Linked DNA regions of Homo sapiens: region 1 is linked to region 2. Evidence: chromatin loops called from intact Hi-C (ENCODE). Cell type or tissue: gastrocnemius medialis. All regions are shown on one strand. Links, peaks and the distances in the headings refer to the core of each region. The heading gives the core; the rest is flanking DNA.

Region 1 (15,587 bases), core at 4,946-12,945, 120 kb after region 2:
CCAATATTCAACATTCTTAAAGAAAAGAATTTTCAACCCAGAATTTCATATCCAGCCAAACTAAGCTTCATAAGTGAAGGAGAAATAAAATCCTTTACAGACAAGCAAATGCTGAGAGATTTAGTCATCACCAGGCCTGCCCTAAAAGAGCTCCTGAAGGAAGGACTCAACATGGAAAGGAACAACTGGTACCAGCCACTGCAAAAACATGACAAATTGTAAAGACCATTGATGCTACGAAGAAACTGCATCAACTGACGAGCAAAATAACCAGCTAACATCATAATGACAGGATCAAATTCACACATAACACTATTAACCCTAAATGTAAATGGGCTAAATACTCCAATTAAAAGACACAGACTGGCAAATTGGATAAAGAGTCAAGACCCATCAGTGTGCTGTATTCAGGAGACCCATCTCATGTGCAGACACACACATAGGCTCAAAATAAAGGGATGGAGGAAGAACTACCAAGCAAATGGAAAACAAAAAAAGGCAGGGGTTGCAATCCTAGTCTCTGATAAAACAGACTTTAAACCAACAAAGATCAAAAGAGACAAAGAAGGCCATTACATAATGGTAAAGGGATCAATTCAACAAGAAGAGCTAACTATCCTAAATACATATGCACCCAATACAGGAGCACCCAGATTCATAAAGCAAGTCCTTAGAGACCTACAAAGAGACTTAGACTCCCACACAAGAATAATGGGAGACTTTAATACCCCACTGTCAACATTAGACAGATCAATGAGACAGAAAGTTAACAAGGATATCCAGGAATTGAACTCAGCTCTGCACCAAGCTGACCTAATAGACATCTACAGAACTCTCCACCCCAAATCAACAGAATATACATTCTTCTCAGCACCACATCGCACTTATTCCAAAATTGACCACATAGTTGGAAGTAAAGCACTCCTCAGCAAATGTAAAAGAACAGAAATTATAACAAACTGTCTCTCAGACCACAGTGCAATCAAACTAGAACTCGGGATTAAGAAACACACTCAAAACCACTCAACTACATGGAAACTGAACAACCTGCTCCTGAATGACTACTGGGTACATAACGAAATGAAGGCAGAAATAAACATGTTCTTTGAAACCAATGAGAACAAAGACACAACATACCAAAATCTCTGGGACACATTTAAGGCAGAGTGTAGAGGGAAATTTATAGCACTAAATGCCCACAAAAGAAAGCAGGAAAGATCTAAAATTGACACCCTAACATCACAATTAAAAGAACTAGAGAAGCAAGAGCAAACACATTCAAAAGCTAGCAGAAGGCAAGAAATAACTAAGATCAGAGCAGAACTGAAGGAGATAGAGACACAAAAAATCCTTCAAAAAAATCAATGAATCCAGGAACTGGTTTTTTGAAAAGATCAGCAAAATTGATAGACTGCTAGCAAGACTAATAAAGATGAAAAGGAGAAGAAGCAAATAGATGCAATAAAAAATGATAAAGGGGATATCACCACCAATCCCACAGAAATACAACTACCATCAGAGAATAGTATAAACACCTCTACGCAAATAAACTAGAAAATCTAGAAGAAATGGATACATTCTTGGACACACACACCCTCCCAATACTAAACCAGGAAGATTTTGAATCCCTGAATAGACCAATAACAGGCTCTGAAATTGAGGCAATAATTAATAGCCTACCAAGCAAAAAAAGTACAGGACCAGACCGATTCACAGCTGAATTCTACCAGAAGTACAACAAGGAGCTGGTACCATTCCTTCTGAAACTATTCCAATCAATAGAAAAAGAGGGAATCCTCCCTGACTCATTTTATGAGGCCAGCATCATCTTGATACCAAAGCCGGGCAGAGACACAACAAAAAAAGAAAATTTTAGACCAATATCCCTGATGAACATTGATGCAAAAATCCTCAATAAAATACTGGCAAACTGAATCCAGCAGCACATCAAAAAGCTTATCCACCATGATCAAGTGGGCTTCATCCCTGGGATGCAAGGCTGGTTCAACAAACACAAATCAATAAACGTAATCCAGCAAATAAACAGAACCAAAGACAAAAACCACATGATTATCTCAATAGATGCAGAAAAGGCCTTTGACAAAATTCAACAGCCCTTCATGCTAAAAACTCTCAATAAATTCGGTATTGATGGGACGTATCTCAAAATAATAAGAGCTATTTATGACAAACCCACAGCCAATATCATTCTGAATGGGCAAAAACTGGAAGCATTCCCTTTGAAAACTGGCACAAGACAGGGATACTCTCTCTCACCACTCCTATTCAACATAGTGTTGGAAGTTCTGGCCAGGGCAATCAGGCAGGAGAAAGAAATAAAGGGTATTCAATTAGGAAAAGAGGAAGTCAAATTGTCCCTGTTTGCAGATGACATGATTGTGTATTTAGAAAACCCCATCATCTCAGCCCAAAATCTCAAGCTGATAAGCAACTTCAGCAAAGTCTCAGGATAAAAAATCAATGTGCAAAAATCAGAAGCATTCTTATACACCAATAACAGACAGAGAGCCAAATCATGAGTGAACTCCCATTCACAATTGCTTCAAAGAGAATAAAATACCTAGGAATCCAACTTACAAGGGATGTGAAGGACCTCTTCAAGGAGAACTACAAACCACTGCTCAACAAAATAAAAGAGGACTCAAACAAATGGAAGAACATTCCATGCTCATGGATAGGAAGAATCAATATTGTGAAAATGGCCATACTGCCCAAGGTAATTTATAGATTCAGTGCCATCCCCGTCAAGCTACCAATGACTTTCTTCACAGAATTGGAAAAAAACGACTTTAAAGTTCATATGGGAACAAAAAAGAGCCTGCATTGCCAAGACAATCCTAAGCCAAAAGAACAAAGCTGGAGGCATCATGCTACCTGACTTCAAACTATATTACAAGGCTACAGTAACCAAAACAACATGGTACTGGTAGCAAAACAGAGATATAGACCAATGGAACAGAACAGAGCCCTGAGTAATAATACCACACATCTACAACCATCTGATCTTTGACAAACCTGACAAAAACAAGAAATGGGGAAAGGATTCCCTGTTTAATAAATGGTGCTGGGAAAACTGGCTAGCCATATGTAGAAAGCTGAAACTGGATCCCTTCCTTACACCTTATACAAAAATTAATTCAAGATGGACTAAAGACTTAAATGTTAGACGTAAAACCATAAAAACCCTAGAAGAAAACCTAGGCAATACCATTCAGGACAGAGGCATGGCTAAGGACTTCATGTCTAAAACACCAAAAGCAATGGCAACAAAAGCCAAAATTGACAAATGGGATCTGATTAAACTAAAGAGCTTCTGCACAGCAAAAGAAACTACCGTCAGAGTGATCAGGCAACCTACAGAATGGGAGAAAAATTTTGCAATCTACTCATCTGACAAAGGGCTAATATCCAGAACCTACAAAGAACTCAAATTTACAAGAAAAAAACAAACAACCCCATCAACAAATGGGTGAAGGATATGAACAGACACTTCTCAAAAGAAGGAGTTTCTGCAGCCAACAGACACATGAAAAAATGCTCATCATCACTGGCCATCAGAGAAATGCAAATCAAAACCACAATGAGATACCATCTCACATCAGTTAGAATGGCGATCATTAAAAAGTCAGGAAACAACACGTGCTGGAGAGGATGTGGAGAAATAGGAACACTTTTACACTGTTGGTGGGACTGTAAACTAGTTCAACCATTGTGGAAGACAGTGTGGCAATTCCTCAAGGATCTAGAACTAGAAATACCATTTGATCCAGCCATCCCATTACTGGGTATAATACCCAAAGGATTATAAATCATGCTGCTATAAAGACACATGCACATGTATGTTTATTGCGGCACTATTCACAATACCAAAGACTTGGAACCAACCCAAATGTCCATCAGTGATAGACTGGATTAAGAAAATGTGGCACATATACACCATGGCATACTATGCAGCCATAAAAAAGGATGAGTTCATGTCCTTTGTAGGGACATGGATGAAGCTGGAAACCATTATTCTCAGCAAACTATTGCAAGGACAAAAAACCAAACACCGCATGTTCTCACTCAATGGTGGGAATTGAACAATAAGAACACTTGGACACAGGAAGGGGAGCATCACACACCAGGGTGTTGAGGGGTCGGGGGAGGGGGGAGGGATAGCATTAGGAGATATACCTAATGTAAATGACGAGTTAATGGGTGCAGCACACCAACATCGCACATGTATACATACGTAACAAACCTGCACATTGTGCACATGTACCCTAGAACTTAAAGTATAATTTAAAAAAAAATTAAAAGAAAAAGAAACTCAAAAGGAGGATTAATTATTACCAGGGGACGGGAGGCATTATAGGAGCCTCAGGAACTTGAACAATAAACAGAAATATCACAGATTACAAAGGGAGGGAAAGAGCCTTCTTAGCAGAGGGAACAGCACATGGAAAGGCATGAAGTTTGAAGGTGTATTGCATGCTTCAGACATTCTCTGGAATGGTTACAACATCAGGCACAGGAAGGTGGAGACAGAGGGAGGAACAATACTCTCAGCATTGTAACCAGGCCAGACAGTTAGAACCACCGGACCTGAAATACTATGGACTTTGAATCCCAGGCTCAAGTTTGTAACTCTTTCCTGTAGGCGATGAGATATGATTAAAGGCTTTTTAAGTATTGGAGTAACATGGCACTAATGTTTCCTCTGCCTTATGTCCCTTAAAAGCAGTGGGGTTTTTTTTCTATTTTTGATAAAAATTAGTTCCAAGTGGTTAGTGTTTTATGATTGTAGACTTTCAGAGACCATCAGATCCAGCCCCTACCTTCTAGCAGGTAAAGAGTATATCTGCATTTTATAGATGAGGCATATAAAGTTCAGGGAAGTAAAGTGACCTAAATACTTAGAGGTAGAGGCCGAGTTATTTCAGGTCCCCTAAATTTCAATTTTTTAGTTTTTCCAGTATAAACATCACACACTCTCTGATCTCACGTGAATTCAATTAGGAAAGTGTTGACGAAAAGAGTCAAACTGTAAAATATTTGAAGAGATTTATTCTGAGCCAAATACTAGTGACGGTGGCCCATGACACAACCCTCAAGAGACACTGAGGACATGTGTCCAAGGTGGTTGAGCCACAACTAGGTTTTATACATTTTCTGGGTTAAGACTGTGGAGACCAAAGTTCTTTTTTTTTTTTTTTTTTCTTTTGAGATGGAGTTTTACTCTTGTTGCCCAGGCTGGAATGCAATGTTGCCATCTAGGCTTACCACAAGCTCCACCTCCCAGATTCAAGCGATTCTCCTGCCTCAGCCTCCCAAGTAGCTGGGATTACCGGCATGCGCCAACACGCCTGGCTAATTTTGTATTTTTAGTAGAGAGGGGGTTTTTCCATGTTGGACCGTCTGGTCTTGAATTCCCGACCTCAGGTGATCCGCCCACCTCGGCCTCCCACAGTGCTTGGATTACAGCCATGAGCCACCGCCAAGACCAAGGTTCTTATCATGCAGATGAAGCCTCCTCCAGGTAGCAAGCTTCAGAGAGAATAGATTGTAAATGTTTCTTATCAGACTTAAAAAGAGGCCAGACTTAGTTGAATCTCTCCTGGATCTGAAGAAAAAGGCCTAGAAAGGGAAGGGGGTTCTCTACAGAATGTAGACTTTTTTCCCCTGCAAGAAACAACTTTGCAGGGCTATTTCAAGATATGGCAAATAAATATATTTGGGGTTACGATATTTTGATCTCCTTGCCTGTTATGTGATGTCATGCCAGTGTCAGGTCCAAAAGCAAGCCACATTATATAAGGTTAAATAAAACCCTTCTAGTGAGACTTTATGCTCTGTAGGGCATGGCTTCCCAGGTCCCTTAAATAGGAATTTGCGCAAGAGAAGAAAAAAGGTAAGAGTTTAGTTCTCAAAAAGACAAAGAGTCCTTAAATGGCAGACAAGCTGGGCATGGTGGCACATGCCTGTATTCCCAGCTACTTGGGAGGCTGAGGTGGGAGGATCACTTGAGCCCAAGAGTTCAAGGCTACAGAGAGCTAGGATTGTGCCACTACACTCCAGCCCTGGGAATAGAGTGAAATCCTGTCTCAATAAATAAATAAATAGCACAGGCAGTTTCACCCACCACCCCACTCATTGAAGAGATGTCTGTGCAGGAGTTGAGATGGAGAACATGAATCCACCATCTTCTCTGTAGGTCTTGGCACCTTCATGCCCTTCATAGAGAGTGAGACTCTTGCCACTTGAGTGAGACTCCAGTGCCTAAAGACATGTTTGCAATTGTTTCTACTAGATAGCCTCTTGGCACCTTGCTATGTTCTCTAGCAATTAGGGGGTTATTGGAAGCAATTTTAACTATTCCCAATTTCTGTCTCATGCTCTGGCCTGAATGATCTCCCGACTAACCCCCATGGGTCCTCCAGAGCCTGCTGGTGTCTGTGCGTGGATCTTTCCTGATCCCCTCTGCCTTGCACAGGTTGTACCAGTCTGTTGAGCTCCTCTACTTGGGTGGCATCTGCCTTACCTACCCCCTGCAGTTCTATGTCTCTGCCAAGATCATTGTGCCTGTCACTGTTTCCTGGGTGTGCAAGTGCTGAACCCTCATGGTAGACTTGGGCATTGGCTCTGCCATGCTTTGTAAGACATGTGAGTAAAAGGCAGAAAGATTTGCTTCTTTTCTGTCCCTCCACCAGGCCCCAGGAGTTTACAGGAGTTGGGCCACCAGGACCTCCCTAGAGCAAGTGCAACATTCCAGGCTTAGTAAATGTTTGTGGAATTAAGCTGAACCTAAGAGAAGCACATTGGTTAGGTTCTTTGGAGGCAAACAACAGAATATAACTCTGGACAACTTAAATTAAAACAAATGGATTTGAACATGCCTCACAGAGTCAAGGGAAAGCTAAAGAAGCAGACATTGAGAAAGACAGGGACCGGGCAGAGCCTGAGACTGAAGTCAGTGGGACTGTGCCTCTGGGATGAATTTCCACCAATTGTTTTCTGTTCTTGAGTGCAATGCTCAAGACGCAAATTCTATGGAGAGAGTGTCCAATTGCACAAGCCCATCTGTTGGGCAAGGAAAGTCAGGGCTTTTTGATTGACAGTGCCACCAAGACACCCATGCAGTGAGAGGGATGGTATCTCAAAGCAAAAATGGGTTCTACACCAAGAATGGGGAATTGATGAGTGTTAAAAGCAACAGATGTCCACACAAGTGGACATCACATGACAGAAGTCACCAGGTAAGGGTAACTGTGAAAAACAGGATGGATATGACATTAACCAAGTTAGAGAAATGGTCAGAGTTATTATCTTCAAATACTAAAAGTAGTTAAAGCTCTGGATCAGGAGGAAACTAAGTTCAAATTAAAGTTTGTATCTCTCAAACTTCTCACTCAGTAGTGCTTATTCCAACCTCAGAGTATAAGCCATTCCACACTTGCCATTTATAGACATGAAGCCAGCTTGGTGAACAGCCAGTAGGGGACCCTGAAGATCTGACAACAAAATATAAAGCCAAAAAGATACAGAAGGGGCCGGGTGCGGTGGCTCATGCCTGTAATCTCAGCACTTTGGGAGGCTGAGGCAGGTGGATCACGAGGTCAGGAGTTTGAGACCAGCCTGGCCAACATAGTGAAACCCCCATCTCTACTAAAAATACAAAAAAAAAAAGTTAGCGAGACGTGGTGGCGGGCGCCTATAATCACAGCCACTCGGCAGGGTAAGGCAGGAGAATCACTTGAACCTGGGAGGCGGAGGTTGCAGTGGGCTGTGATCGCGCCATTGCACTCCAGCCCGGGAGACAGTGCAAGACTCTGTCTCAAAAAAAAAAAAAAAAAGATACAGAAGGAAACCTCTGTTCTTAAAAGGTTTCATATTAGAACCTGAACAATGACCCATAAACTTCCTAGAATTGTGTGCAAAAATGGTATGTAAAGGTAGTTGTTGCTGTTTGTTTGGTTTGGTTTTTGTCTCTTTTTTTATTGTTTTGTTTTATTGTTTTTTTTATTGGGGTGTTGCCCTAAGATTCCCTAGTTCTCCCCATTTTGGCAAAAGGGGCTGTGAAAGGTTTTGCACTTCTGCCAACAAAGAGCTGCCCTCTCAGATGGTCTCAGTCAGAATCTGCTTCCTCAGAGCTACCTGGCCCCATCCTGGCCACTATTACTACCAGAGACAAGGATGAAAATGTAAATCATTTCTCAATTTGGAAAATGAGAATTTGTTGGAAGCCCTCTAAGGCATTTCCAATTTGGATGGCGATTCTGGGTTTTTTCCCCTTGGAAATTCCTAGGAGCCCCACAGTCTGCTCAAAGAACAAGGTTTAAAAATGTGACTTTCTCTCCCTGCCTGACATGGCCAGGTGGGAAGGGTAAGTGAGTGACTGAGCAGGGGCCATGCCCAGAAAACAGCACATGGCTTAGTCTAAAGTTACCCATCTCCAGCTAGAGAGGGTCCATGCTGGGTCATTTCCAAGTCTCAAAGAAGCCAGGAATTTTGGTTTTGTGTATGTCTGTGCAACTTTTCCAGTTTTTAAATAGTGGCAGCTAATTCAAAAAGCGTGGTACTCAGGTGGCCAATTTGCAACCAGGACCTAGATTTTATTCCCAAGGTATTTATGAAGGCCTTTAAGCACCCTCCTGCCCCTCTTTCTCTCTGTCTCTCTCTCTCTCTCTCACACACACACACACACACACACACACACTCTCTCTCTCTCTCTCACACACCCACACACACACACATACACACCTCACTTAAAATAAAATTGCCTAATAAAACAAGTTTCTTTCTGCATCTTTTTGACTTTATATTTTGTTACTGGAAGATCTTCAGGGTCCCCTACTGGCTGTTCAGCAAAATGGCTTCATGTCTGTAAATGGTGAGCGTGGAATGGCTTATACTGTGAGGTTGGAATAAGCACTAATGAGTGAGAGGTTTGAGGGTTGCATATTTTAAGCTCAACATAACAAAGAGCTTTTTTATACTGGGTGAGAAGAGTATAGTGAGTGCCCGATCTCCGAAGGTATTTAAGCAGAGGCAGGACAACCACTTTCCAAGAGAGGAATAGTTTTGCTATATAACCTATGAGAAGCTCCTTCCAAGTCTGAGATTCTCTTCTTTGGTTTTCTTTATAAGTGAAAATCAAAAATGAGTGATTAAATTACTGAATCTGAAGGATGATGCTTTTGAGCTATTGTCTGATGCATTGTAAACTGCAGATTATAGAAGGCATGAAACATATATGTTTGCCTTGAAAATATTCACTCTAGATGTGTAAACTGCTAGCTCTCATTTGTTTTAAATATACAACCCATAGATTTCTCTTCCGGCATTGTTTCTTCCTGGCTCACACCTAATATGTAAGAACTGTTTTGGAGGCACCCTGAGTCAGACCTCTCAGGCAAGTAACTAATAATTCATGGAGCACAGATAAGGAAACTGAAAGTGCTTCTAGAGCCAACACCCGGAAAGGAGAGGATACATGTTGGATCTCCCAGAAAGTTAGTTTCAGAGCAAGGACTAGAACACAGGTCTCCTGATGCCCAATCTAGGGTGCAACATGTTATGCAGCTCATACTAGGAGATTTTTTTTTTGGAAGATACAAACATTTTAGAGAGAATAATTTGAAGAATTTCAGAAATGAAGACATTTGCCTTCATGGCATAGGGTTCTTTTTTTTTTGTCACAAAACACTATGATTTTATTAGCAACCACATATGTATCATTTTCCACTACGTTTTACAATGGACTTGTTTCACAGAGAAGGTGAACTAATTCTAATGAAATACCAATAACGTACCTTAAACAAGTAACATGTTGCTGAAAAAAATTTAAGTTAAAGGCTGGGTGCGGTGGCTCACGCCTGTAATCTCAGCACCTTGGGAGGCCGAGGCGGGCAGATCACCTGAGGTCAGGAGTTTGAGACCAGCCTGGCCAACATGGTGAAACCCCGTCTCTACTAATAATACAAAAATTAGCCAGGCGTGATGCCAGGTGCCTGTAATTCCAGCTACTTGGAAGGCTGAGGCAGGAGAATTGCTTGAACCTGGGAGGTGGAGGTTGCAGTGAGCCGAGATGGTGCCACTGCACTCCAGTCTGGGCGACAGAGCGAGTCTCTGTCTCCAAAAAAAAAAAAAAAAAATTTAAGTTAAAATGCACTACATTATGTAGTGCAGAAAAAAAAGTGCAGCTGGCAATTTAAGACATGATAACAATGCTGAATCAGTAGTGTTTGGAGTGATATATTTTGCCCATCTTTGGCCAATCCTAGAGTAGTACTCATCACAAGCTGTATGACAAATGTGAACATCATAAGCTGTACGACAAATGTGAACTAATGAGGCTACAATACTGCAGACCAAATAGAACCATTCTAGAGTCAGTTTCACAATGAAATACTCCACCCCCGGCCTGGAAACAGTGATCTGCTGTCGTTGCTATCCTGCTGTGGCACCTATCCCTGCTGCCGTATTTATTACCAGATCAGGTGTCCTCCAGCCAGCCAGCTTCCAGGACAAGTGGTGCCCAGTGAGTCACAACCCAAAGAGGAACAGCTGCAGGTTACCGATTTGTATTCCTGTACATACTCAACTTGGGTGGCAAGGATTTGCTCATTTAACTTGAATATATTTACTTCTAAAAAGACTGTGGGCCGGGTGCGGTGGCTCACTCCTGTAATCCCAGCACTTTGGGAGGCCGAGGTGGGTGGATCACGAGGTCAGGAGATTGAGACCATCCTGGCTTTAATGCTGTTTTCAGATATCCCCATTCCTAGTTTTAGAGGCAGCCATGGAATATATAGTCTCCTCTGGCCTTGGGGTCAGGAAGAAAGGGAAATCTATTCATAAAAGGAATTTAAATTCTGGCCTTGGCCTCTCAAACATGCTTCAAGTGAAAGATGGCTCAACTAACAGGTTCCTCCAGGCAAAATTATTCTGGTACCAATGACTCACTCATGTTGTCACTCACGGCCATAAAGAGAATGGTTAAAGCAACCTAGGTTTTCTGAGAATCAGATTTGGCGCAATGAGTTGGGGTACTATGTGCCACAATTGATTTCTTTAACACAGGCTCAAGCACATGTGCCCACATGCACACTATGGTTACACACCAGGGCAGAACCTTCTTAACAAGAGAGTCTCCAGCACATCTTTCCAAGATGCTAAGTTGGTGGGGAAAACACACTTTGCACTCATTTGGCTGATGACCTAAGCAGGGTCTGGGAAAAATGCATTTAACCCCATCTTTGATTCCTTGCTTCTATGCTAGAAGACTAACACATCTATCCCTACTGAGCAAGGAGCTTGCCTGGAGTCAGGGCATTCTCATCAAAAGGCATCTTTGATATTTTTGAGCTGGCGCATGGCCAGATCTACAGGGAGGCTGAACTTGAGGCTGCTGAGGCGACTGTGCAGGTTGAGGGCACTCTCAAAGCCTGTGTGTGCTATGTAGCTCCCAGGCTGGTAGTGAGTCTCGATGAGTGACCCGCACTTGCAGATGAGGTTCACCCAGGACATCAGACGCTGCTCATTCAGTGCCATGCACACCAAAGCCTTCAATTCAGAGTCTGCACTGTGCTTGAAAGGGTCGTGCTCTGTCAGCACCATGTGGATGACTGTCAGTAGGCTCTCTTTGGGGGTTACATCAGTGCCTCCTGTAACAGGAAGGGCAAAGACTGGGAGAGCTCCCGGGCTGGGCATAAGCACTGCCATTTTTAGCATGGTAGTACTGTAACCCCCCAAGGGGTTCACCTTGCTGACTGCCTAGACAGAGCAGATTCATCAAGACAAGGGAATTGCGACAGAGAAAGAGTAATTCACACAAAGCTGGCTTTGCGGGAGACCAGTCTTATTATTACTCAAATCGGTCTCCCCAGGCATTTAGGGGCAGTTTTTAAGGATAACATGGTGGGTAGGGGGCGGGGCCAGTGAGCCAGGAGTGCTGATTGGTCAGGGTTGAAATCACAGGGAGTCAAAGCTGTCTTCTTGCACTGAGTCAGTTCCTGGGTGGGGGCCACAAGATCAGACAAGCCAGTTTATCAATCTGGGTGGTGCCAGCTGATCTGTCAAGTGCAGGGCCCACAAAATATCGCAAGAACTGATCTTAGGACCAGTTTATGGAGGGTCAGAATCTTGTAGCCTCCAGGTGCATGACTCTTAAACCATAATTTCTAATCCTGTGGCTAGTCTAGTCCCCAGATAAGAAGGAGGTCTGCTTTGGGAAAGGGCTGTTACCATCTTTGTTTAAACTATAAACTGCAAACTAAGTTTCTTCCATAGTTAGTTCAGCTTGTGCCCAGGAATGAACAAAGATGGCTTGGGGGTTAGAAGCAAGATGGAGTCAGTTAAATTAGATCTCTTTCACTGTCTCAGTCATAATTTTACAAAGGCGGTTTCAGTACTTTACAAAGAGCTCCCAGGGGTGCATGGGCTCAGGGGCTGAGGAGAAGGCTGGCAGCAAATGAGCAATAGGAGCCATGATGAGGCTCATTCCTGAGGAGGAGGCATATAGTCCATGGGCTAGCAGGTCCCTCACAGCCACCATCAGCTCCTTCCACACAGCCATGGCCAGCTCATCCTTGCCTGCCAGAGAGAGGTCCTGGAGGATGGCAGAGGTGGTGACATGGTCGTGTGGCTGGTGCCTCAAGGCTAGCTGCTTCTCTCTGTCCACTGACACCTCCCGCCTCTTCAACAAGAGAGCATAGTCTGTCAGCCTGGCCCCTCTGTTATAGGGTTGGAGGGATCTGGCCTGTCACACAACCAAATTAGCTAACAGCAAAATCTGGAGCATTGCCAATGCTTGCGGCATCAGGTGCAGCCCCGTCCCTTGGACTTTCTTCACATCCCTTGCCTTTGTTTTGCTGTGTCCTGGAGGCAGTGGGTCTGCTGCTGCCAGTTCTGGTGGAACCATTTCCTGTCTTCCCAGAGGCCTTGCGCTCACAATGTCCACCATCTGTCTGCAAGGGGCTTCCCACTTCATCTTGGATGAGGTCGATGGACATCTAGAGGTCTCCGATCTGAGTTTTCAGTTGCTCAACCAACTGATCTTTGACTAGGGCTGGGTTGACGATGTGAGCCACTACTGCATCTACAAACTGACGAAGTTCTTCAGTGGACAGGGAACTGATGTCCTCATTCAGACGCATGTCCAGTTTCTTTATTAACTTGTCTAGGATCACCCACTGTCTTTCCAACACACGAACTGCCGCAGGGCATCATAACTGCTCTTGGATAGGCACATGTTTCCAAGTCATCTAGCTAGGTCTTGAGCTACAGTATCCATTCTTTCTGCTTCTTCCTTTGGGTTTCCACACGCTCTTGTTTTTCCTGCTCACTCTGGTCCTCGCCCCACAACTGTGGCCGGTCTCCTGGCAGCTAATTTGTATGTTTTTGGTAGAGAGGGCGTTTCACCACGTTGGCCAAGCTGGTCTCGAACTCCGGACCTCAGGTGATCCGCCCGCCGCAGCCTCCCACCTAGGGTTCTTTTTAACATTTCCTTATTATCCTTTTAATGTCAATAGGATCTAGAGTGATGTCCTATTTTTCATTTCTGATATTGGTAATCTGTGTCTTCTTGTCTTTTCTTTCTTGAATAGTCTGGTAGATTTTATTGATCTTTTCAAACAAATAATTTTCTGGTTTATTAATTTTCCTGTATCGTTTTTACACTGTTTTCAATTTTGTGCATTTTTTCTTCTTTTTCTCCCCTTCACCTTGCTTTGAGTTAATTTTTTTTTCTAGTTGCTTGACATCAGAGTTTAGATTATCGATTAGAGACCTATTTTCTTTTCTAATATAAGCACTTAATGCTATAATATTTCTTGTATGCCTGCATTAATATAGTTGCTAGCCACATTGAGCGCTTGAAATGTGACTAATCTGAATTGAGACGTGCCATAAGTATAAAATAAATATTAGATTTTAAAACTGTAGTACAAAACATGTAAAATATTTTAATAGTTTTTATATTGTTACACATTGAAAGAGTAATATTTGGGGTATATTGTGTTAAGTTAAATATAATGTTAAAATTTACCCCAGAGAGGGCAAGCAGGTCCCTGTGGCCACAATTAAAGTGAAGAGCGCCGGGCACGGTGGCTCATGCCTGTAATCCCAGCACTTTGGGAGGCCGAGGCGGGCAGATCACCAAGGTCAGGAGTTCGAGACCAGACTGACCAAAATGGCAAAACCCCATCTCTACTAAAAATACAAAATTAGCTGGGTGTGGTGGCGCATGCCTGTAATCCCAGCTACTTGGGAGGCTGAGGCAGGAGAATCGCTTGAACCCGGGAGGCGGAGGTTGCAGTGAGCCAAGATCGTGCCATTGCACTGCAGCCTGGGCAACAAGAGCAAAACTCTGTCTCAAATAAATAAATCAATAAATAAGAAAACCTATAAATTTCAATTAAAGTAGGAAAAAAACATCGCCTACTTGGCTCATAAAATGGTATCCAGGCAGTGAGGCAGCAGGAGGGCCAACGTTAGGCTGGCTCAGCAAGAGACAACACAAAGATGGAGCCAGAGAATGGTCTGAGTCTGCAAATTCTGCCACCATTGAGGAGACTATAGGCTTAAGGACATTACCACTGCCAGGCTGGGGGCCTGGGCTTCTCTCCCCATTCTCAGCTTTCCTGACCCTGTGCAAGCACCTCCCCACCTGGGAGAAATTTCCAGGGCTTGGGCTTTGCCAACTCTGACCCAATTTTGATTATTTATTGTGTAATTTATTATTGTTCCTGTGAAAAGGCCACACATCTCCTCTCTTCTTCCGAGAGATACGGGTGTCCATCCATTGGCTCCACGGTCCAGCCTGCTGGGTGAGTGCAGCATGGCCCTCCCCTTCTGGCCCTCAGGCCCAGGTGGCTGTGTGCCAGCCAAGTGACAGTGGCTGCTCATGGCAGTGGCAGGGGGTGGGTAGAGGTGGCAGGTGGCCCAGCAACCTCCTTTTCCTCAACTCCTCCAACCACCACCCACCTCTCACCCTCCCCGGTGTCAAGCGTTTTTATCTGTGGTTGGCGGTGGCAGTAATGGCAGATGGTGGCTGTGGTGCTGGTGGCAGCTACTATGAGAGATGATGAATTCCTCCTTCATGATGAACCAGGCCAGCCTGGAAGATGGTCACCATGACCTCTTCTGCCTGGCTGACTCGACAGGGATTAAATGGAAAAGATATGTATGGCAAGGCCCAACTTCTGCCCCTATTATGTTTCCCACGACTCAAGGTGACCCTAATTTGAACAGCTTTAATCGCTGCCTTAAGACAGATATAGCTGGTGTTTGGCAGCAAGATCAAATACCTAGAAGAAGAGAATTGTCAATATTTTGGTGGGGCAAAGACCCCAATTTTGCTGACCTTATTTACCAGGATTTAACAGACGAGGAGGATGGAGTATGGGAGAAAAGACTTTACTCTGAATGCCATACTCTGCTTTTCAAAGCAGTTCACAGTCTGTTGGGATGGTGTTTAATGAACCAGAACTTTGTATGTATTGGCAAGTGGTTTGTACAGTCTCATGAAGAAGATTAAAAACCTATAAATAAAAGTGAATGATTGTCCTGCTCTTTCACCTTTT
Region 2 (15,587 bases), core at 4,111-12,110:
TGGGGAAAACAACATTTAACCCAAAATAACAAACAACTGGTAGTGACATTTCGGGCACTGAGAAATGTTTTGGACTCAAATGGGATGGGGCAAACTTTCCCAATAGCCCTCAAAAGTGGATAAAGCTGGCCACAGAAGTTTCCCTGGAGCTTCACACCATGGAATGCCAAGCTAGAGGTACCCTGAGAGTTCGCATGCTTTCTCTGAGCAAGTTGCCCATTGTAAGGTGGCTGATCTGTGCAGGACCACGTTGGCTCCTGTGACCTCCTGGTGAAGCACAGCAGGGAACATTGGTGCCTGGCTGCTATAACTGGGCAATGCTGACTTGTATCTGGAACCCTGACATCATTGCTAGAGAGTCGATGTCTCTACTGCAGTGATATGGGAGGAAATCCGACCTCATGATAGAGAGTGTATACAGTGCCTAGATCTCATTGCTGGAAAAATAATAGACATTCCCAGATCCTAATGGTCACAAATGAGGATGTAGCTGAGACCCATACTTTACTGGTGGAAGGTGGAAAGTTCTGATGTTGATATGCTTGATAGTTACTTTTTTGGGGGGTGAAAAACGGGAGATGGTAGGTTTTGGGGGGAGCAGTCTCTATCCCATAGATCTCTGTAAGAGGGGACATGGAAAGGGCAATTTCATGACTTGGCCCCCTGACTACTCTGTCTCCGCAGGTGTGAAATGGAGGCGAGGGGTTGTTCAGAAGGACACTGCCTAGTCACTCCCGAGATCCAAAGGGGGGACTGGGGGCAGCAGGAGTTACTGATCATCACAGTGGCCGTGGCGTTCATTATCATAAGCACTGTCGGGCTTCTCTTCTACTGCCGCCGTTGCAAGTCTCACAAGCCTGTGGCCATGGAGGACCCAGACCTCCTGGCCAGGAGTGTTGGTGTTGACACCCAAGCCATGCCTGCCATCGAGCTCAACCCATTGAGTGCCAGCTCCTGCAACAACCTCAACCAACCGGAACCCAGCAAGGCCTCTGTTCCAAATGAACTCGTCACATTTGGACCCAATTCTAAGCAACGGCCAGTGGTCTGCAGTGTGCCCCCCAGACTCCCGCCAGCTGCGGTCCCTTCCCACTCTGACAATGAGCCTGTCATTAAGAGAACCTGGTCCAGCGAGGAGATGGGTCAGTATAGCCAGAGACGCTTAGCCTCTGGGATTGATGGAAGTGGGTGGTGGTTCTAAACACTCCGTTATCTGAGGCACAGGCATTTTTAGCTACCACGCATCCAACCCTTTGGGATGGGACATGATGAGATGTGTTCAAGATTACAGGGCACGGATGCTGGAGCAGATACCAGGTTTCTGAGGCTCATTCTATTGCACTCCTTTAAATTCCAAGTCACTCCATGGGATTGAGGTTCATGACAGAAATGTGTAGACCCTGGATAGGGTTGGGTAGAACCCTTGGAGTGAGAAGGGGGCTTCTGCACATTTGTGCTTTTCTGGGAAGGGAAAGGAGAAGTGGTCTAAGCTTCTGGTTGCCCAGTGTGGAAGTGCAGCAGCCTTGGGCCAGACCTGGCTGACCTAGAGGGGGAATATCACCTTCTTCTCATCTTTGGCTCAAAAGGGGGTGCATTAGTAAAGCACTTCATGTTTTGGCATAATCATTAGCAGTTATGATAGGTATTTTCACTATGTGTCAAATACGGAAACCGAGGCCCATCAAGATGCAGTGACTTGTTCTAACTAACCCAACTATTCAGTAGCAGAGGCAGGGCTAGGACCAAGGGCTCCTGGTCTCCTGATTTCCGAGCCACATCTCATTTCATCACTCTCCATGATAGACTCCATCACACCTGTGAGTGAGTCCAAACTGTGTGTGTGTTTCCTTCAGTTAAGGGGATGAAACTCACCAGTAGGACTTGGGATGGAGTTACTGTATCCAGCTGTGGGGGTGGGTTGCATGGAGACATCCAAATCCTTCCCTTGTTCACTGACCCTCAGATTAGTGGCAGGGATTTGCAAGATGGGCTGGCCTTAGGTCAAACCTCTAGCCTTGAGCTTGTCCCATTGGATTCTATGTTATCAACGTAAGCCAACAGAGACAACCTGCACAGATGGGCCTATGCCCACCCACTCCCATCTCCACCACTCGCTAGGTTATATATAGTTGCTATAGAGCCAGCTGAAACCTTCCGGGGAGAAAATGAGCTCACCCTATCTTGCTGTTCCCTTTCAGTGTACCCTGGCGGAGCCATGGTCTGGCCCCCTACTTACTCCAGGAACGAACGCTGGGAATACCCCCACTCCGAAGTGACTCAGGGCCCTCTGCCGCCCTCGGCTCACCGCCACTCAACCCCAGTCGTGATGCCAGAGCCTAATGGCCTCTATGGGGGCTTCCCCTTCCCCCTGGAGATGGAAAACAAGCGGGCACCTCTCCCACCCCGTTACAGCAACCAGAACCTGGAAGATCTGATGCCCTCTCGGCCCCCTAGTCCCCGGGAGCGCCTGGTTGCCCCCTGTCTCAATGAGTACACGGCCATCAGCTACTACCACTCGCAGTTCCGGCAGGGAGGGGGAGGGCCCTGCCTGGCAGACGGGGGCTACAAGGGGGTGGGTATGCGCCTCAGCCGAGCTGGGCCCTCTTATGCTGTCTGTGAGGTGGAGGGGGCACCTCTTGCAGGCCAGGGCCAGCCCCGGGTGCCCCCCAACTATGAGGGCTCTGACATGGTGGAGAGTGATTATGGCAGCTGTGAGGAGGTCATGTTCTAGCTTCCCATTCCCAGAGCAAGGCAGGCGGGAGGCCAAGGACTGGACTTGGCTTATTTCTTCCTGTCTCGTAGGGGGTGAGTTGAGTGTGGCTGGGAGAGTGGGAGGGAAGCCCTCAGCCCAGGCTGTTGTCCCTTGAAATGTGCTCTTCCAATCCCCCACCTAGTCCCTGAGGGTGGAGGGAAGCTGAGGATAGAGCTCCAGAAACAGCACTAGGGTCCCAGGAGAGGGGCATTTCTAGAGCAGTGACCCTGGAAAACCAGGAACAATTGACTCCCGGGGTGGGCGAGAGACAGGAGGGCTCCCTGATCTGCCGGCTCTCAGTCCCCGGGGCAGAGCCTGATTGACTGTGCTGGCTCAACTTCACCAAGATGCATTCTCATACCTGCCCACAGCTCCATTTTGGAGGCAGGCAGGTTGGTGCCTGACAGACAACCACTACGCGGGCCGTACAGAGGAGCTCTAGAGGGCTGCGTGGCATCCTCCTAGGGGCTGAGAGGTGAGCAGCAGGGGAGCGGGCACAGTCCCCTCTGCCCCTGCCTCAGTCGAGCACTCACTGTGTCTTTGTCAAGTGTCTGCTCCACGTCAGGCACTGTGCTTTGCACCGGGGAGAAAATGGTGATGGAGGGCAACAAGGACTCCGAGGAGCACCACCAGGCCTCGGGCCCCAGAGGTCCCACTCCTCAGCCTACACGCAGAGGAACGGGCCCACCTCAGAGTCACACCACTGGCTGCCAGTCAGGGCCTGCCAGGAGTCTACACAGCTCTGAACCTTCTTTGTTAAAGAATTCAGACCTCATGGAACTCTGGGTTCTTCATCCCAAGTTTCCCAGGCACTTTTGGCCAAAGGAAGGAAGGAACTAATTCTTCATTTTAAAAATTCTTAGGCACTTTTTGACCTTGCTGTCTGGATGAGTTTCCTCAATGGGATTTTTCTTCCCTAGACACAAGGAAGTCTGAACTCCTATTTAGGGCCGGTTGGAAGCAGGGAGCTGGACCGCAGTGTCCAGGCTGGACACCTGCCATTGCCTCCTCTCCATTGCAGACGCCTGCCCATCAAGTATTACCTGCGGCGACTCAACCCTATGCATGGAGGGTCAATGTGGGCACATGTCTACACATGTGGGTGCCCATGGATAGTACGTGTGTACACATGTGTAGAGTGTATGTAGCCAGGAGTGGTGGGGACCAGAAGCCTCTGTGGCCTTTGGTGACCTCACCACTCCCTCCCACCCAGTCCCTCCCTCTGGTCCACTGCCTTTTCATATGTGTTGTTTCTGGAGACAGAAGTCAAAAGGAAGAGCAGTGGAGCCTTGCCCACAGGGCTGCTGCTTCATGCGAGAGGGAGATGTGTGGGCGAGAGCCAATTTGTGTGAGTGGTTTGTGGCTGTGTGTGTGACTGTGAGTGTGAGTGACAGATACATAGTTTCATTGGTCATTTTTTTTTTAACAATAAAGTATCTTTTTTTACTGTTATTTTCTGTGTCCTTTAGCCTGTTTGGGGTCAGGGGAACGATGCAAGGGTCCACAGGCCGTTCCAAGATTCATGGATTTTGGGAGCTGGAAGGGATCCTAGAGATTGTCAAGCAACAGAGATTCCCAACCTGGCAACATTACCTATCCCAGACACAAAACCAGAACTTCTGGGGGTGGGGCCCAGGAAACTATTTGGAAAAAACCCTCTGCCTCTGATACAACTGTCTGCAGTGGTTCAAGCCCCTCCATTTAGATGGGGCTCTGGGGCTCTGAGGCTCTGAGTGATGAGTCCACTAACTAGCAGGCTAGCTAAAGCCCAGGACAAGACCTGGGGCTTCCTGCCCTTGCCAGCACTCTTTGCACTGCATGGCATTAGTTACGGAGAAGGGACTTAACTATCAGAAGTCTTGGGAAGCTGGCCCTCCTGGGACCCAGAGTCAGCCTCTGGCTGCTACTCCACAGCGCACCCTTAGTCGCCAGCTAAATGTGACTTCACCAGGCAACCATGATGACACCGAGACAGGAAAGCCCAGTCCCTGCCTTCAAGTTCCCAATCCAGCTGGGCAAAGAAGGCACACCCGTGGGAGACACCACGCAGGCAGTGGCTCTGAGGTTGAACAGGTTTGATTCCAAGCCCAGCTCTGTCGCACACTAATTATGTGGCCTTGAGCAGATATGACTTGGCCTCTCATTTTTCAAAGAGAATTTTTTTAGAGCAGTTTTATGGCTCACAGAAACACTGAATGGAAGGTACAGCGATATGCCTTCCCTCCCATACATAGCCTCCCTCATTATTAACATTCCCCACCAGAATGGTATAGTTGTTGCAACTGACAACTCTCCATTGATGGGTCATTATCACCTACAGTCCATAGTTTACATTAGGGTTCACTCTTGGTGTTGCACATTCTATGGGTTTGGACAAATGTATAATATGTATCCAGCATTACAGGCTCTTGCAGATGGTTTCACTGCCCTAAAAATCCTCTGTGCTCTTCCTACTCTTCCCTCCTGCCCCCTAACCCCTGGCAACCACGAAACTTATTGCTGTCTCCATAGTTTTCCAGCATGTCATATAGTTGGAATCATATGATACGTAGCTTTTTCAAACTTGCTTCTTTTACTTAGTAATATGCATTTAAGATTCCTCCATATCTTTTCAGGGCTTGATCATTTCTTTGTAGTGCCGAATAATACTCCACTGTCTGGATGTACTACAGTTTATTTACCCATTCACCTTCTCAAGGACATCTTGGTTGCTTCCAAGTTTTGGCAACTATGAATACAACTGCTATAAACATCTGTGTGCAGGTTTTATGTAGATATAGGTTAGCTCTGGGTAAATACTGGCAAACAGTCTTCCAGAGTGGCTGAACCATTCCACGTTCCCACCAGCAGTGAATGAGAACTCCTTTTGCTCCACATTCTCACCAGCATTTGGTGGTGTCTGTGTTCTGGGTTTCCACCTTTCTAATGGGTGTGCGGTGCGGTATCTCACTGTTGTCTTAATTTTGCATTTCCCTGATGACATATGATGTGGAGCATCTTTTCATGTGCTTTTTTTTTGACATCTATAGATCTGCTTTAGTGACGTGGCTGTTAAGATGTTTGGCTCATTTTTAAACTGGTTTGTTTTCTCAATGTTGAGTATTAAGAGTTCTTTGTATATTTTAGAAAACAGTATTTTATCAGATATGCCTTTGAAAATATTTTCTCAGTCTGTGCCTTGTCTTCTTGACACTGTCTTTTACAAAGCATAGGTTTTTAACTTTTTTTTTTTTTGACAGAGTCTCACTCTGTTGCCCAGGCTGAAGTGCAGTGGCACAGTCTCGACTTACTGCAACCTCTACCTCCTGGGTTCAAGCAATTCTCCCACCTCAGCCTCCTGAGTAGCTGGGATTACAGGTGCCCACCACCACACCCAGCTAATTCTTGTATTTTTAGTAGAGACAGGGTTTCGCCATGTTGGCCAGGCTGGTCTTGAACTCCTGACCTCAGGTGATCCACCCGCCTCCGCATCCCAAAGTGCTGAGATTACAGGCATGAGCCACCGCACCTGCCCTACTCGTTTTTAATTTTAAGGAAGTCTGGCTTATTTCTTTTATACAGAATGCCCTCGGTGTTTTATTTAAAAACTCATTGCTAAACCCAAGGTCTCCAGGTTTTCTCCTATGTTATCATCTAGGAGTTTTATAGTTTTGCATTTTACATTTAGGTCTATGGTCCACTTTAAGTTACTTTTTGTGAAGGATGTAAGATCTAGATTCATTTTGTTTGCATGTGGCTGTCCAGCTGTCCAGCACCATTTGCTGAAAAGGCTGTTCGCTCCATTGTGGTGCCTTTGCTCCTTTGTCAAAGTTCAGTTAGGCCTCTCATTCCTCAGTAAAATGAAGATAGTAAATAATATAGGAATAATAGCTATCTCATATTGTCATGAGAAATACATGTAAATGGAAAGTTTATTAAAGCATAAACAATAAATGGTGGCCAGTATGACAGAAAATAATACCAGGCCGGGTGTGTGGCTCACACCTGTAATCCCAGCACTTTGGGAGGCCAAGGTGGGCAGATCACCTGAGGTCAGGAGTTCAAAACCAGCCTGGTCCCTCCTGGGACCCAGAGTCAGCCTCTGGCTGCTACTCCACAGCGCACCCTTAGTCGCCAGCTAAATGTGACTTCACCAGGCAACCATGATGACACCGAGACAGGAAAGCCCAGTCCCTGCCTTCAAGTTCCCAATCCAGCTGGGCAAAGAAGGCACACCCGTGGGAGACACCACGCAGGCAGTGGCTCTGAGGTTGAACAGGTTTGATTCCAAGCCCAGCTCTGTCGCACACTAATTATGATACCATGAAAATATGTAACCATTCAGATTAAAAAATGACTGTCAGGGGCCCCCTCTTCGTCTTTGGGAAACAATGACCTGGTCCTCCTCATTCCTGATGTTTCACATGCTAAGGCCCATAGAGAAAGGGTTTGTCTGAGGTCTCACAGCCGGAATTCCAGGGGCAAGACCCCAAGGCAGGTCCGACACCCAGTCTGGGGATGTCCACACAGCACCTCCCTGCCTCCCATTCTCCTGGATGGGGAACGCCTTCTTAACCAGCCCACCTCCATCCTCTCCCCACCAGGCCCCGCCTTCTCCTTTTCTTCCGCAGCCTGCGCCTTCACAGATTAGCCACCAGAGGGCTCTCTGGGATCAAGGACCAGTTTACTGGGCCTGCGGGGAGGCCTAAAGGTTTTCAGGTAAATCCCGGCATCCTAAACCACTGGGGCTCAGGCAGACTTGCAGTTCACCATCGTGACCGTCACTACCATCAGCCACCACCTCTACTGCCTCCTTTTACTGAGCATTTGCTATGCCAGGTGCTGTGCAAGCACTCAGCGTCTTATCTCATTTAATTCTCACAAAAACCTAATGAGGGGCCAGGCACAGTGGCTCCCACCTGTAATCCCAGCACTTTGGGAGGCCGAGGTGGTTGGATCACCTGAGGTCAGGAGTTCGAGACCAACCTGGCCAACATGGTGAAACCCCGTCTCTACTAAAAATACAAAAACTAGCTGGGCATGGTGGCGTGTGCCTGTAATCCCAGCTACTCAGGAGGCTGAGGCAAGAGAATCACTTGAACCCAGGAGACGGAGTTTGCAGTGAGCCGAGATCATGCCACTGCACTCCAGCCTGGGTGACAGAACGAGATTCCGTCTCAAAACAACAACAACAACAACAAAACCCTAATGAGGTAGGTACTATCATCATTTACAAATGGAGAAACCGAGGCACAGATAAACTGAGGGACCCCTAATTTATGTTAGTAACTTAAATAAGGTAAGTCACAGAGTTCATGAGTGACAGGACCAGGATTCCAGTCCAGGTCGGCCTGACTCGGGAGGTGCGCCTTACGTTTGGGTTCGCGAAATAAATTACAAATACAGGGGACTGATGAGCAGCAGCAAGTGCAACGGAACAGGCTGAGTTCAGAACAAGCCAAGAGAAGGCCATGCTAATTTCTAGGTGGCACAGAGCCAGGGGGCCCAGATTTGGGGAGGTGGGGGTCTGCTCAACTTAGGACTCAACCCCAGGCCTCTCCCGAAGCCCTACATCCACTTTTGGGGCTGGACCTTAAGAGTGGCACAGCAACTTTGAGCATCGCTAGAGGAGCAGGCCAGAAGGGAGGGGCAGGGTGGGGACTTGCTGCCCTGCTGTGAGGAGTGGTTTCAGGAGCCAGACAAGGCCTTGCTATTGGAGAAGGAAACGCAGCTGGGATTTGCCAGGACAAACGGTGTAAGAATTGGGAAACAGGAGAATTGGGAAACGACTTCCTTCAGGGGCTGGCGGATGAGGGAGGGCTTGCACAGTTGTTGTTACAGGGGTGGTTTTCAAGCCTTTACAGGAAGGACACATATGTTTTCCAGGCATCAGGGCAGTGCTCTGGAGGGAGGCACATGGGATCTCCGAGGCAGGCATGAGGACTGGGCTAGAACCCTCAAAAAGTGAGCATCTGGGGATAAGCAAAGGCAGAGCCAAAGGCCTTGGGGGGAAAACGACATCTGTTGGACTGAAGATTATGTATGAAGATTCTAAAAGAGCTAGAGGGCAAAAAAGACCCAGCAGGTAGAGTTTTAAGGCATGGAGTGACGCGCCCAGGGCTCGCAGCTGGTCCAGTATAGAAGAGTCAACCCAACCTCTTTGCACGACTTGAAACACTGGTGCAATGCCAGCCTGCTAGGGTGCCAGACCCAGGTGCTGGTCCATCACCTGTGGTGCGGTGTCTAAGGACAGGCTTTGGAAACCCTCGGGCAGCCTCTGACTGCTTCTAGAAGAGGGGCACCAGCTGTTTCACTGAATGAAAAGCAGGAACTTTCTCAGGCATCCAGCTGCAAAAAGACAATTTTAAAACTTTTCTCAAAATTCCTCAATGAATCCAAAGTGTCCAACCAAGAAAGGTGCCTGGTTAGATTGATACAAAGCTGACAATATAGTGATGTCACCTCCTTACCAGGCCAGGGCACTATTCACTACAGAAGGAGACTACACTGAATTTAGTAACCAAAGATTTCAGATACGTAATTAGCCCCCAAGGGCAGAGTGGGAGTAGATTTCATCTGATTGATCAGTGCCCTCAGGCAGCTCACAATCTGGGGAAAGTGGCCGAGCAGCCACGTCTCCAGCGCAGGCAGGTATGAGGATAACCAGAGGAGGGAGGTGACAGCATTGCTGAGGAGGGAGCTGTAAAGTTCTGACTGAACTGGCCAGGATGGGTCCACAGGGGCCCAGCCATCTGAGCTGGGTCTTAAAGCAGAGCTTCCAATTTAGCACAGAAAGGAGGGTCAGCTAGGCTAAGGGAAAATCCCAAAGGGAAGGCCTAGAGATTTTAAGTATTTGGGCAATGGTGGGTAGTTCTGACAGCTGGGAGTGACTTATGGAGGGCAGGGTGCAAAGCAGGCTGGAGTCAAAAGACAGGCTTGGAAATGTGCCGTGCTCAGTGAAGGAGGTGAGGAATGAAGGAATCAACTGGCAGGGGAGAAGATTGCAGCAGCAAGGACGTGAGGTTTGATGTCAGACAGACCTGGCTTCACCGCTTTGGAAACGTGATCTTGGGCAAGTCATTTAACCTTTTATGCCTAGTTTGCAAAGTGGGGATATTACCAGTACTTTCCTTCACTGGATTTGAGTATTAAAGGAGACAATATACATAAAGTGCTTAGCATAGTTTGTATACTGAATGTTCAGGAGATGTTAGAGATATTTTACCATTACTACTGAAAAAGCAGCTCATTGTGTAGTATCCATATTGACACACTTTCCTTTGTTCCATGGCCATAATAAAAGGACATTCCCACCCCCCTGGCCGTGCGCAGTGGCTCACACCTGTAATCCCAGCACTTTGGGAGGCCGAGGTGGGTGGATCACCTGAGGTCAGGAGTTCGAGACCAGCCTGGCCAACATGGTGAAACCCCGTCTCTACTAAAAATACAAAAATTAGTCGGGCGTGGTGGCAGGCGCCTGTAATCCCAGCTACTTAGGAGGCTGAGGCAGAGAATCGCTTGAACCCAGGAGGTGGAGGTTGCAGTGAGCCAAGATTGCACCATTGTACTCCAGCCTGGGGGATTAGAGCAAGACTTCGTCTCAAAAAAAAAGAAAAAAAAAAAAAGGACATCCCCCCAGCTAAAGGTAGGTGGGCACCAAATGTTCTCAGGCATTGGTTCCTGGCAGCTGAGGTGGGCAATTTCCACCCCATCCCCCACTCCAGCCAAGGGGATATTTGGCAATTCTGGAGACATTTTTAGTTGTCACAACTTGCAGGGTGCAACTGACATCTAGTGGGCAGAGGCCCAGGATGCTGCTAAACATCCTAGAATGCACAGAAAAGCCCCTCAACAAGAATTCTGCAGCCCCAAATGGCAGTAATAGTGAGGTAAAGAAACTCTGTCCTAAAGAAACCCACGCAGCCTTTCTGTAGCACCAGAGCAGCCGGAAATCCAGCCTGGGGCAAAAGTACCCTTATGCCAAAAATAGAAGTTATGCATATGGCTTTGCTCATTTCTAAAAAGGCACCATTCTGGATTCTACATCTGTCAGAGTAAATATCAGGGTGAGTGAAAAATGAAAGGCAATCTAACAATATAAAGAATAGTATACAATGATCAAGTAGGATTTATTCCAAGTAAGCAAGGCCAGTTCAATATTCAAAAATCAATCAATGGAATCCACCATATCAAAAGGTGAAAAAAGAAAAACTATACGATCATATCAGATACAGAAAAAGCATTTGACAAAATTCAGTACTCATTCATGATTTTTAAATATCTCAGTACAGAAATAGAGGGGAACTTCTATAAAAATTATACTACTTACATCATACTTAAAGTGAAAGACTGAATGCTTTCCCTACAAGATCAGGGACTGGACTAGGATGTTCACTCTCACCACTTTTTTTAAACTGGAAATTTGAACCATTGCAATATGACAAAAAAGAAAGAAAGAAAGAAAAGAGATAGACACTGGAAAAGAAGAAATGCATCTATCTCTATTTGCAGACAACATGGTTGTCTAAATAGAAAATCTCAAGAAATCTAACCAAAAACTCCTAGAATTATCGAGTACAGAAAGGTCACAGGATACAAGATTAAAATACACAAATCAGTTATATTTCTATATACTACCAATGGACACACAGAAACTGGAATAAAAAATACCATTTATAATTGCTCCAAAGAAAATTAAATACTTAAGTATAAATCTAACAAAACACAGGATCTGATAAATGGTTAAAATAACAAATAGTGTCAGGAAGGATCACCTAGGTCAGAAGTTCAAGACCAGCCTGACCAACATGGCAAAGCCCCCTCTCTACTAAAAGTACAAAAATCAGCTAGGCGTGGTGGCATGCACCTGTAGTCCCAGCTACTCGAGAGGCTGAGACAGGAGAATCGCTTGAACCCAGGAGGCAGGGGTTGCAGTGAGCTGAGATGGTGCCACTGCACTCCAGCCTGGGTGACAGAGTGAGACTGTGTCTCAAAAAACAAACAAACAAACACCACAAATAGTGGTAACACCAAAGGCTGGCAAAGTTGCAGAGGAAATAGATCACTCATACATTGTTGCTGGAGTAGCAAAATGGTAGTCACTCTGGAAAATGGTTTAGAAGTTCCTTTTAAAACGAATAATGGGCTTACCATACGTACTAGTCTGTTTTCGCGCTGCTGATAAAGACATACCAGACATACCAGAGACTGGGCAATTTACAAAAGAAAGAGGTTTAATTCGATTTACAGTTCCACATAGCTGAGGAGGCCTCACAATCGCGGCGGAAGGCAAGGAGGAGCAGGTCACATCTTAAGCGGATGGCGGTAGGCAAACAGAGAATGAGTTTGTGCAGGGAGACACCCCTTTTTAAAACCATCAGATCTCGTGAGACTTATTCACCATCACGAGAACAGCGCAGGAAAGACATGCCCCCACAAATCAGTCACCTCCCACCGGGTCCCTCCCACAACATGTGGAAATTCAAGATGAGATCTGAGTCAAACCATATCACCATACAATTCAGCAATTGTGCTCCTGGGCATATATCCCAGAGAAATTAAAACTGATTTTCATGCAGGAACACTTGTACAAATATTTATAGTACTTTATTTGTAATAACTAAATCCGGAAACTGCACATTTCTTTCAGTGACTGAAGGGTTAAACATCAGTACCATGGAACCCTACTCAGCAATAAAAAGAAAAAAACTATTGATAAATGCAACAACTTAGATGAACATCAAGGAAATTATACTGAGTGAAAGAAGCCAATCCCCAAAAGATACATATGGCATAATTCAATTTATTGAATTATTATTATTAATTTCATGAATAAAATTATAGAGATGAACAGATTCGTGGCTTCTGGGGAAGGTTAGGGATGTGGGGGACTGAAGGGAGTGGGTATCTATAAAGGGGTAGCATAAGGAGTCTTGAGGTGACGGTACAGTTAGGCATCTAGATTGTGGTGGTGGTGTATACAAAGCTACTCATGATAACATTGCATACAGCTATACACAAACACACACACACAAATGAGTATCTGTATAACTAATGAAATCTGAATCAGCTCTATGGATTGTGCTAATGTCAATTTCCTGGTTTCAATAATGTACTACAGTTATGCAAGATGTTAACACTGGGAAGCCCAGCTGAAGAGTGCTCTGGACCTGGACCTCCCTCCTGTGCCTTTGAGTCTTCCTGTAATCTACAATTATTTCCCAATAAAAAACCTATATCAAAAGAAGTAGATGACTGAATTTTAAGAGGCAAAATATTTGAACAAGTACTTCCTTAGGCCAATAAGCACGTAAAGAGGTGCAAAACATCACTAGCCATTGGGGAAATGCAAATTAAAACCGTAATGAGATGCCACTTCACACCTATTAGAAGGGCTAAAATTTAAAAGACCACAATATTAAGTATTGGTGAAGATATGGAGCAACTGTAACTGTTATACATTAGGAATCCAACAAGGAACGGCCACTTTGGAAAATAATTTGCCAAAAGTTAGCACACATTTCCCATACAACCTCATCATTTCACCTCTAGGTATTTACTCAAGAGAAATAAAAACATAGGTCTACACAAAGACCTGTACATGAGTATTTATAGCAGCTTTATTCATAATAGTAATTTTTTTATAATTAAATATAGAGTATATTTGAGCCCAAAACTTGCGAATGGCCACTGGGAAGCACAGATTCAAGTTGCCCTCATAACATACTCTGATTAGCAGCAGTTAGAAGTGAGTTTTAAAGGAAGAAAGAAGAGGTAGTTTCTAAATTGTTTACCAGAAATTTACATTAAAATAACATAAGCCATAATAACTAAAAATTTGAAGCAACCTCAAAGACTATCAACTAATGAATGGATAAACAAATTATGGTTCATCCACGCAATAGATACTACTCAGCAATAAAAAGAACCAATTACAGATACATGTAACAACATGGAGGAATATAAAAAGGATGATTATGTTAAGTGAAAGAAACCAGACACAAAGGGCTACATATGTAACGGTTTTATATGACATTCTAGAAAAGACAAAACTGGAGACAGATAAAACAGATTAGCAGTTGCCAAGGGCTGAGTGGTGTGAGGATGGGATTGATTGCAAAGGGGCACAAGGGACCTTCTGGGGGCAAAGGAAACATTCTGTATCTTGATTGAGATGGTGGTCACATGACTGTATGCAAAACACATTGAACTGCACATTTGAAAAAGGTAAATTTAAATTTAATTACATGTAAATTATACTCCATTTTTTTTAAAAAAGGAGACCAATGGCCAAGGGTCTAGTAAAGCATACCCATTAAAGACACACATAGTTCCTCAGCACAACCGCAATGGGCAAAGTATGAGGAAGGCAACCTACATAGCAAAGAGCCCCAGGCTTAGGGTCCAAATTCAGTCCACTGTCACTCAGGTTTATGCCTCCAGTAGTAATGCAATGGGCTTACCTGAGGGCCCTGGCTTTCTGGAAGAAGGGGTTCCAGCCATTAGGTATAAATGTGAGCAGAAATAAAAAATTCAGGAGGTAGACAACCTAAAAGAGGATTGAGTGGCCTCCACAGAGGAAGTGAGCAAGACATCAGTGCATGGATGGACAGCCAGAACAACAAGCAGAAGTATTTTGGAGTCCTGGTTTTCTACAAGTCAGCTAATATTTCAGAAAATGTTTAATAAGCCCTTTGTGATTATGACATATGGCACTTTACAACATTCTCTCTAACCCTCAGGACAATTCCCAAGGCAAACCTTCCTCTTGAGGCTGCAACAGACAGGCAGCCAGCGCCTTGGGAAGCACTCAGGTTCTGGAACCAGAAGACTTGTGTGTGTATCCCAATGCTGCTAACTACTAGTTGGTGGCTTGGCGTAGCTGCTAAATCTCTTTGACCTTCCTGTTCCAGAAATGATAATGACAACGAAAATAGTCAGACTACATGCCCACCTTCCTCTCTTGGTAAAATGTTATACTTTAAGAGTATTCTTTGAAGGCTCTGTTTTAAAACTTATACTGGTAAATGTATTTTCCTGAGTTCTATGAGCTACTCTAGCAAATTAATTGAACCCCAAAACAGAGTCATGGGAACCCTGATTTAAAATTTTTAGCCAGTCAGAAGCACAGGTAAACAACCTGGTACTTGCAATTGGCACTGGAAGTGGTGGTGGTGGGGGTGTCACTCTTGGGGACTGAGCCCTCGTCCTGTGGGATCTGATGCCATCTTCAGGCAGGTGGTGTCAGAATTGAATTGGAGCACACCTGGCTAGTGTTTGCCGCAGAAGTGATTGTATGCTTGCTGGTGCGAACAAATTCTCAAGTATTTTGGGGGGCGGGGAAATGTATTGAGTGAGAGAATAAACATTTTAAGCCTTAAGTGTGTTTTCCCACTCAGTGACAAAAAGGGAAGGGAAGGGGTGTCATCTCTTCCATTGTCCTGTCCTGAAATTAATCTCCACATTTCAAGAAAATTAAGTGTTACCTGTTGTGTCCGGTTTCTTCAGAGAAACAAAGCCAGTAGGAGATATATATATACACACACACACACATATGTGAACACAGATACACATAGAGAGACTGAGAGAGAGACAAATCAAGGAACTGGCTCCCATGACCGTATGAGTCGGCAAGTCTGCGAGTCATAGGGCAGGCCTGTAGGCAGGAGCTGATGCTGCAGTCTGGAGGCAGAATTTCTTCTCCAAGGAAACCTCAGCTTTGTTCTAAAGGCCTTTATACTGATTGGATGTGGCCCACCCACAATATTGAGAAAACCTCTTTTACTTAAAGGCAACTGATTATAGATGTTAACCACATTTACAAAATACCTTCGCAGCAACACCTGGATTAGTGTTT

Evidence for each region. Peaks named below come from ENCODE experiments on the same cell type or tissue, not always from the same donor. Only the 100,000 strongest peaks of a DNase experiment are listed, where the experiment ranks them.
Region 1: a loop joins it to region 2, with 12 times the contacts of the local background. A loop is called at or near these places in 11 of 110 quality-filtered maps.

Annotation. Positions count from the first base shown.
Region 1 is chr5:151,378,142-151,393,728 of GRCh38, reverse strand. All of the region lies in intron 5 of LOC105378234 (a long non-coding RNA gene), which reads left to right. It also overlaps a transcript of SLC36A1 not described here, the pseudogene LOC100420127 and the pseudogene LOC100419720. Among named protein-coding and RNA genes, the nearest start is that of SLC36A2, 38 kb to the right of the region's middle. RefSeq lists an enhancer at 5,235-6,173. In gastrocnemius medialis, for the core only: CTCF peaks have their summits at 8,664 and 8,868 (motif pointing left); DNase peaks (open chromatin) are centred at 8,418, 10,498, 10,988, 11,482 and 1 weaker place; H3K4me3 peaks cover 1,318 bases; H3K27ac peaks cover 4,244 bases.
Region 2 is chr5:151,492,709-151,508,295 of GRCh38, reverse strand. FAT2 (FAT atypical cadherin 2) reads left to right here. Exons shown (of 24, transcript NM_001447.3): 23 at 685-1,142; 24 at 2,199-4,204. The coding sequence ends at 2,731. It also overlaps a transcript of SLC36A1 not described here. Among named protein-coding and RNA genes, the nearest start is that of MIR6499, 22 kb to the left of the region's middle. RefSeq lists enhancers at 9,757-10,418, 11,756-12,305. In gastrocnemius medialis, for the core only: CTCF peaks have their summits at 7,186 and 7,389 (motif pointing right); DNase peaks (open chromatin) are centred at 7,365 and 8,397.